2 separate regions of the Homo sapiens genome follow, and region 2 is linked to region 1. Evidence: read pairs that join two places in POLR2A ChIA-PET (ENCODE). Cell type or tissue: Panc1. All regions are shown on one strand. Each heading gives the region's core, and the rest is flanking DNA. Links, peaks and the distances in the headings are about the cores only.

Region 1 (4,389 bases), core at 122-4,121:
CATTTGGAAAACAACACGCGCACATGCATTAATGCGATGTTTATGGAGCATGCGCTGTGTGCTCAGAAGCACACTATAGAGCATTGTGCTGGGAAGATGACATAATGTGAATTTATCCTCATAACACCCTGGGAGGTGGGTACTAACTGTCCCATAATTCCCTGGATTTATATGAAAAGCCCAGCATTTAAATTTCTTCTTGTTCTATCACTGATTTTTTTTTTTTTTTTGGAGATAGAGTCTTGCTGTGTTGCCCAGGCTGGAGGGCAGTGGCACGATCTTGGCTCACTGCAATTTCCACCTCCCCAGTTCAAGCAATTCTCCTGCCTCAGCCTCCTGAGTCACTGGGATTATAGGTGCCTGCCACCACGGCCAGCTAATTTTTCTATTTTTGGTAGAGATGGGGTTTCGCCATGTTGGCCAGGCTGGTCTCGAACTCCTGACCTCAGTTGATCTGCCTGCGCCCCGGCCTCCCAAAGTGCTGGGATTACAGACGTGAGTCACCGCACCCAGCCTTTCTTTTGTTTTCTTTTTTTTTTAAATGCATGGAATAGGCCAGGCACGGTGGCTCATGCCTGTAATTCCAGCACTTTGGGAAGCCAAGGCAGGTGGATCACCTGAGGTCAGGAGTTTGAGACCAGCCTGGCCAACATCGTGAAACCCCATCTCTACTAAAAATACAAAAATTAGCTGGGTGTGGTGGCACACACTTGTAGCCCCAGCTACTTGGGAGGCTGAGGTGGGAGAACTGCTTGAACTTGGGAGGCAGAGGTTGCAGCGAGCAGAAATCATACCACTGCACTCCAGCCTGGGTGACAGAGTGAGACCCTGTCTCAAAAAAAAAAAAAAAATTAAAAAAAATAAAAAAGCTTGAAATAAAAGCTGAAGATAGACACAAGAATGAAATACAGAACGGGAAAATTAAGTGTAGTTCAAAGGGATTTCTCAGCATTGGGTTTATATTTACTTTCTTGTGATTCCTGGAGCAACTGCTGGATATGCAGGAATAGAAAATGGTTTGCTAGGTGGTATGCCTCTAGAAACAGTGGTTTTAATTAAAAAAAAAAATTAAAGACCAAAAATATTTAGTTATTTGCTTCCATTTATCTGCTTTTGGGTTTGGAAGAATTGTGAACAACCACTCTGGAGAGGCAGCAGGAGCCAAACTCTGATCTCCTTTAATCAACTCTGTATGGAGATTCCAAGGTGGAGCCGGACCTGGATGAGGCCTCAGAAGAGGTGAAACGTGGGTAAGGCTGGGACAGGGAGAGGGCCCTAGGTAGAATTCTGATCTCCATGTCACTGGGGTATTTCCAATTCTGTGTTTTCTAAGCCTGCCCAAGAGAAACTTGACTCCCCAGGTTTGTGTGATTTTAATCTATTTCACCCAATTCCCTGTCTATTTTATAACATACAGTAACAAGGAATTTAACCAAAATGCATAGTGTTTTCTAGGACATGTATATTAGAAGCTAAATATTTAGTCTTCACAAGGTAAAAGCAATAGAAATAATAACTATAGGGCTGGGCGCGGTGGCTCATGCCTGTAATCCCAGTACTTTGGAAGACCGAGGTGGGTGGATCACCTAAGGTCAGGAGTTCGAGACCAGCCTGGCCAATATGGTGAAATCCCATATCTACTAAAAACACAGAAATTAGCCGGGCGTGGTGGTGCACGCCTGTAATCCCAGCTACTCAGGAGGCTGAGACAGGAGAAAATCACTAGAACCCGGTAGGCGAAGGTTGCAGTGAGCCAAGATTGCACCACTGCATTGCAACCTGGGCAACAGAGCGAGACTCCACCTCAAAAAATAGAAAAGAAAAAATAACTATAATAACAACTCTTCTGTTCATGAGTGGCCCTTCAGATGGTGACATCAGAGTTCCCAACATAAGGAAAGTGGCCCTAAATCCCCTGCACACGTCCCTTTTTTGTACTGACTCCATGGTGTGAAATTCAGCCATTTATTCATTTGCCACAGACACAGTTCCTGGATTGCAGAGATTATGATTGCCTCATCTGTTTTTCTAATCGCCATATGAAATGAAAGTAATTGGTTGATCAGTCTCCAGCTCTCCTTTTTTTTCACCCAAGTGAAAACTGGAACAACTCCCATCTAGGAACCAACCAAAGAGATTATTTTTGTGAGAAAGAGAAGAAACACTGAATGACTTATTCCCCTCCCTCTTAGATGGTAGCAGAATTAGACCCTCTTGTCAGCCTCACCCCAGTCTGCACACAACAACCTCAAATGTCTCAAAGACTCTCAGGTGCTGGGAAGAGGGTCTACAGTCACTCTGGGTTGATGTCCTCATGGCAATCCAAACAGGAAACACTGAGACTGATTCTGTGGGAACAGAATAGACAATAGAACTTCCCTGGTAGAGCTTCAGATCCTAAACCCATATGTGATATCACCTGTCCTTAATCAGTTAGCTTGGGTAAGAGGAATGACAGGAATATTTTATTCCAGTATCACAGCTTACAGGTAGGTGTGGTTGTTATGGTCATGGCTGTAGATATTTTGTGGCCTGGACCCCCCACTGCTGGGGTGATTCTGCCATCAGATTCTATTTACACCAAGAGCCTCTCACACAACTGCAGCAGGTCAGAGGACAAGATCTGGAAATTTTCAAGGACCACACTTTGAAGGGTGGGGCTCTAAAATGTCGATGTTGACCTGTCACGATGCAGAAAATGTTTCCTATGGGCTTTCTGTACATTCTCAATCCAAAGTCAGGTCCTGTCTCATGAGTCCCAGAAGCCAGTGCTTATATGCAGATTCTAGTGACATCAACCTGGCTGTGCATTATTGGGTGTTATAGCATGCTGCGCAAAACCAGAGGAGAGATCCAGTCATGGAGACTGCTCTAACACATTATAAATGATATGTCGGCCGGGCACGGTGGCTCACCCCTGTAATCCCAGCACTGTGGGAGGCCGAGGTGGGCGGATCACGAGGTCAGGAGATCAAGACCATCCTGGCTAATACAGTGAAACCCCATCTCTACTAAAAATACAAAAAATTAGCCAGGCGAGGTGGCGGGTGCCTGTAGTCCCAGCTACTCGGGAGGCTGAGGCAAGAGAATGGCTAAAAAAAGGGGAATAGAAAAGTGGGCCGATAAAAAGTTCTTTGTCAAGGATTCTCATTAGTTTACAGGAATAACATTGATTAGTGATTGGCCATACAGGGTTAAGCTAGAAGGTGTGGGCTATAGTGTCCTGTGTGGCATTATTAGATTAATTTATAGCTATGTGTGGCAGTAACAAGCAGTTTCAAGAGGTGAATACATTGCTCAAAGGAGAAGTAGGACATAATTCTGGATTCATTTTAATGTCTCTCTGAGCCTGATAACTAACAGAACTTGCATCCCTCAGATAAAAGTTCTTTTACTTTCTCAAATCCCAGGGCCTGGATTCAAATTTGGGGGTTTCAGATTTAGGTTGCAGAGGTATGGGAAAGTAGCAGGTGCCCTTTGCACATTCTCAGGCATTTGTACAGGAGGAGGAAAAGAACATTTTAAATTCTTAGGTCTAATCAATGCATATGTGTAACCCTGACAGGGTTTGTCTCTGAATTCATTTCAGATTTGAAGATGCCAGGGACATTGAAAGAGGTGGAATGGTTGGTTGCTGCCCTGTAAGGTTATTTTTGTAGAAATCTGATCTGACTGCTCTACAAGGGACTATAGATCACAAATAGGCAGAGAGACCATTTTGCCTGCAATTTGGGGTTTGCACAATTGTGGGTTGTGACTTGAAGCCCAAGAGGGAAAGACCCTCTAGGGTGAAGTCTGATGGGTACCTTACATGTTTATATCATACCTGGTCATTTCAGACAGTGTTTTCAAAAATGTAATTAAAAGCACAATCATCTCCAACCCCAGAAAAACTCTCCACAATGGCAGAACACAAAGCAAAAACCATATGATTACACAATTAAGCCAGAATGTGACATTAATTGCAGGCAATTTGCTAAGAGATTGCAAAGATAGAAAGAAGGTTGTCATAATTAGTCCTCAAGAAGACCACGTGACAGCACTCACTTGTCGTAGATAGTTTATCCTAAACCCACCTGGGAATTGGGGAGGTCAGTTGATTATATTCTATGAAAGATAAACTTCCCACATCTTCATGACAGGAGGTAGTTTTGCAACTTGGAGCCAAATTCAGGTACTTGCTGAAGGTAGGGTTTTACTTCTCTGTAGAAACTGTGGTGCCAGGTGCGGTGGCTCACTACTGTAATCCCAGCACTTTGGGAGGCCGAGGTGGGCAGATCACCTGAGATCAGGAGTTCGAGACAAGCCTGGCCAACGTGGTGAAACCCCGCCTTTACTAAAAATACAAAAAATTAGCCAGGCGTTGTGGTGGGCACCTGTAATCTCAGC
Region 2 (4,389 bases), core at 216-4,215, 360 kb before region 1:
GGAGGTCTACTTCTAGCCCGGGGGGAGTTGTGTGGCGGTCACAAAGGACTGTATTGTAAGACTGATGGGGGAAGGAGGGGAACAGTCTGGTTGGGTTGACCCTAACGGGAGCAAGTTCTGCTTCCATGCAAGTCCAGGTCCAAGGTCCCAGCGAGGGGCTGTGGGTAGCACCTGTCAGTCACACCCCACACAGCGAGCGGATTATTTGAGGATTCCGATCACCTCTCCTGTCGCTCAAGCCCCAGGGGCGGGACCTGGGGCACCAGCCAGTCAGAGGCGCTGTGCGGCAAACTGTCCAATCAGGTGCGCCGGGAGGAGGGGCAACTTCCAAAGCCCGAAGCGGTCTCATTTCCCGCCGGCCCCCCATTCGGGTCCGGGTTTTAGTTCCTCGGGGAGCCCCTGGTGCCCCGGATACGGCTGATTTTGTCGTGTGGGACCTGTTCTGGCTGCTCCAGCCCCAGGAAGGACCCAGGACACCCGGAAGCCGGAAATGGTGAGCGTGCGGAGCCGGGCGTCCGGAGACCTGAGGAGGAGCTGGTCGGAACCGGCAGTGGCTGGACCTGGGCCTCCCCGCGGCGACTGTGGGGGTCTGGGACCCGAGTCCCCCAGGCGCAGCTCGACCCTTGGTCCCCTCGGTCGCCGGGTGGAGCTGGACCAGCCGCCGGGACCCCGGGTGTCCTGTCCCGGCCCCGGAGCCCTCTCAGGGCAGCTCCGCGCCCGCAGCCCCGCGTCTCCCCAGATCGTGCGGGGGCCTCAGGAGGGTCTTAGGGGGAATCCCGCCTCGGGTGTGGGGTTCGTGCGGGAGGAGCCGTGGCCTGTGGGGTCCCCAGTTCCTCCTCCCTTAGGCGGTCCCCGTTTCCTTCGGAGTCTTCCAAAGGTGTGGGAAGCTGGGTTTCAAACCCACGACCCCGTCCCCCAGCTTCGCTCCTCCCAGGGCTGCAGTAAATCCCTAAATTTCCCCGCATTCCCCAACCCTAAGTTCTCCCTCCAGTACATCCACTTCACATTATTATTATTATCATTATTTCTATTATTTTTGAGACGGAGTCTCACTCTGTCGCCCAGGCTGGAGTGCAGTGGCACTGTCTGGGCTCACTGCAGCCTCCGTCTTCCGGGTTCAAGTGATTCTCCTGCCTCAGCCTCCTGAGTAGCTGGAATTACAGGTGCCCGCCACCACGTCCGGCTAACTTGTATTTTCAGTAGAGACAGGTTCACCATGTTGGCCGTGCTGAAGTCCTGATCTCAGGTATCTGCCTGCCTCGGTCTCCCAAAGTGCTGGGATTACAGGCTTGAGCCACTGCGCCTGGCAAGACCCAGTGTTTTAACTGTCATCTTTTCCAAGGAGCCCTAGATGGCACTTCTTAAAAAGTTCATTTTCCGTTTGTGAACATTTCACATGCGAGCAAAGCAGAAAATAACCCCCTGACACTCCGATGTTAAAAAAAAAAAATCACTGTGCCTGCCCTCTTTTTACCTTCCCTAGGCGCGGCCACCTTATCAGACAGTCTTTGGGTGGAGGCTTCTCTTGGGAACTTCACAGGGTATTGGGTCCTCAGCCCACCCTCCTATCTTTCTGGTCCTGGGTTTCAGGACCGTCCAGGGACTTCTTCCAGCTGCCCTCGGAAGAACGGGTGAAAAGTCTGTCCTGGCGTGGTTAATCTTTCCTGGTTGTTTGATGAGCCTCCTAGGGAGGAGTTCTTGTCTTTTGAAAAGAAGTTTCCTTAGGAAATTCCAGAGGGATTCCCTGCTGGCCCTTGGGGGTGGGGTGGGGCCAGAAACAGTAGAAAGAAACTTCTCCCTTCTGAGGCAGCTCAGGGTGGCATGCAGTGGCACAGTCATGGCTTACTACGGCCTCAACCTCTGGGGCCCAAGCAATCCTCCTGCCTCAGTCTTCCAAGAAGCTGGGACCACAGGCATGCGCCACGCCCGGCTAGTTTTTATTTTTTGTAGAGACAAGGTCTCACTATGTTGCCCAGTCTGCTCTGGAAGTCAAAAGCGATTCTCCTGCCCAGGTGGCTCACGCCTGTAATTCCAGCACTTTGGGAGGCTGGGGCGGGAAGATCTCTTGAGCCCAGAAGTTTGAGACCATCCTGGGCAAAGTGGCGAGACCCCATTTCTACAACAAATACAAAAATTAGCCGGGTATGGTGGCGCATGCCTGTAGTCTCAGCTACTCAGGAGACTGAGGTGGGAGAGCCACCTGAACCCGGGGAGGTTGAGACTGCCGTTAGCTGTGATTGCGCCACTGCACTGAACGACAGAGTGAGACCCTGTCTTTAAAAAAAAAAAAGGAAATCTTCCATTATGGCTGCAGAATATGAATACATTCCCACAAAAAAAAGGCATGGTAGGTCGGGCGCGATGGCTCACGCCTGTAATCCCAACACTTTGGGAGGCAGAGGCAGGCAGATCACGAGGTCAGGAGATCGAGACCATCCTGGCTAACACGGGGAAACCCCGTCTCTACTAAAAATACAAAAAAATTAGCCAGGCGTGGTGGCGAGCGCCTGTAGTCCCAGATATTCTGGAGGCTGAGGCAGGAGAATGGCGTGAATCCGGGAGGCGGAGCTTGCAGTGAGCTGGAGATCGCGCCACTGCACTCCAGCCTGCGCGACAGAGCGAGACTCCATCTCAAAAAATACATAATAAAAAAAGGCATGGTAGATAAGCAGAAATTAGTGATTTACAAAGATTCACCAGCACATCAGCTCCTCTCCTTTGCAGGTTGGGGAATTTGTGATGGTGGATAACTCTGTTCTGTTTTGTGTTATCTGGATTTGACAGATTAACGCTGAATCCTTTGGGATAAGTTTGGCAACATCTAGAAGTAGTCAGATATGATCTTTTGTTTACTGAATAGTTTATTATGGAAAAAATACTGAATGACATCTGAAAGTGATAGATACTCATCTCTTTTCCTAAGGATACTAATCTGTACTCCTAGGTCTCTCTCATGATCTCATGTAATCCCAGTTATTTCCCAGAGTTGCTGCCCGTAATATTAATACCATCACCTTAGGTGTTAGGATTTTTTTTTTTTTTTTGAGACAGAGTCTTGCTCTGTCGCCCAGGCTGGAGTGCAGTGGCGCGATCTCGGCTCACTGCAAGCTCCGCCTCCCGGGTTCACGCCATTCTCCTGCCTCTGCCTCCCGAGTAGCTGGGACTACAGGTGCCCGCCATTACGCCCGGCTAATTTTTTGTATTTTTAGTAGAGACGGGGTTTCACCGTGTTAGCCAGGATGGTCTCGATCTCCTGACCTCGTGATCCGCCCGCCTCGGCCTCCCAAAGTGCTGGGATTACAGGCGTGAGCCCCCGTGCCCGGCAGATATTTTTCAACGTATGCTTTTTACATCATAATCATTTTATTCACGAGACATTTTCAGACTTCAAGAAAAATTTCAGTAGGCTTTGTTCTTTTCTAAAAATTGACTTCAACGGCTTGTAACAGCAATTCAAGATGAACTGAGGGCAGGAACACTGGCAAACACCTGTAATTCTAGGTACTTGAGAGGCTGAGGCGGGAGAATCGATTTAGCCCAGGAGTTCAAGTCCAGCCTGGGCAATATAGTGAGACCCCCATCTTAAAAAATGTGTGTGTGTATATATATATATATATAAATTATATGTATGATTATATATATATTTATAAGTTGTATGATTATATATATTTATAAATTTTATGTATGATTATATATATATTTATAAATTTATTTATTTTATTTTTTTACTTTCGAGACAAAGTCTTGCCCTGTTGCCCAGGCTGGAGTGCAATGGTACAATCTTGGCTCACTACAACCTCCGCTAAAGTGATTCTCCTGCCTCAGCCCTCCCCCACGCCCGGTAGCTGAACCCGGTAGCTGAATCCTGAGTAGCTGGGATTACAGGTGCCCTCCACCACACCTAGCTAATTTTTTTTAGCTTTAGTAGAGACAGGGTTTCGCCATGTTGGCCAGGCTGGTCTCGAACTCCTGACCTCATGGTCCTCCTGCGTCGGCCTCCCATAGTGTTGGGATTACAGGCGTGAACCATCACATTCAGCCCTATATGCATTTTAGAACGGGCTTTTTTTTTGGCGGGGGGGGTCTCTGTTGCCCAGGCTGGAGTGCGGTGGCACGATCTCAGCTCATTGCAACCTCTGCCTCCCAGGTTCAAACGATTTTCCTGCCTCAGCCTCCCAAGTACCTGGGATTACAGGCACCTGCCACCACGCCCAGCCAATTTTTTGTATTTTTAGTAGACACGGGGTTTCAACATGTTGGCTAGGCCAGTCTGAAACTCCTGAGCTCAGGCAATCCTCCCACTTCGACCTCCCAAAGTGTTGGGATTATAGGCATGAGCCACTGTGACTGGCTGGTATTTTTATTTCTGAAAAAAGAAAACAAAACAAA

What was found. Peaks named below come from ENCODE experiments on the same cell type or tissue, not always from the same donor. Only the 100,000 strongest peaks of a DNase experiment are listed, where the experiment ranks them.
Region 2: POLR2A ChIA-PET joins it to region 1 with 11 read pairs; 6 of 35 experiments call an interaction of 5 or more read pairs at or near these places.

Annotation. Positions count from the first base shown.
Region 1 is chr19:20,028,766-20,033,154 of GRCh38, forward strand. All of the region lies in intron 1 of ZNF682 (zinc finger protein 682), which reads right to left. LOC105372308 (a long non-coding RNA gene) reads right to left here. Exons shown (of 2, transcript XR_001754062.2): 1 at 4,077-4,389; 2 at 1,952-2,348. Among named protein-coding and RNA genes, the nearest start is that of ZNF682, 8.5 kb to the right of the region's middle. In Panc1, for the core only: no CTCF peak of the experiment used is centred there; no DNase peak of the experiment used is centred there.
Region 2 is chr19:19,668,474-19,672,862 of GRCh38, forward strand. ZNF101 (zinc finger protein 101) reads left to right here and starts at 366. Exons shown (of 4, transcript NM_033204.4): 1 at 366-493. The coding sequence starts at 491. RefSeq lists enhancers at 55-621, 622-1,187 and a silencer at 576-775. In Panc1, for the core only: no CTCF peak of the experiment used is centred there; a DNase peak (open chromatin) is centred at 258; H3K4me3 peaks cover 1,714 bases; H3K27ac peaks cover 1,629 bases.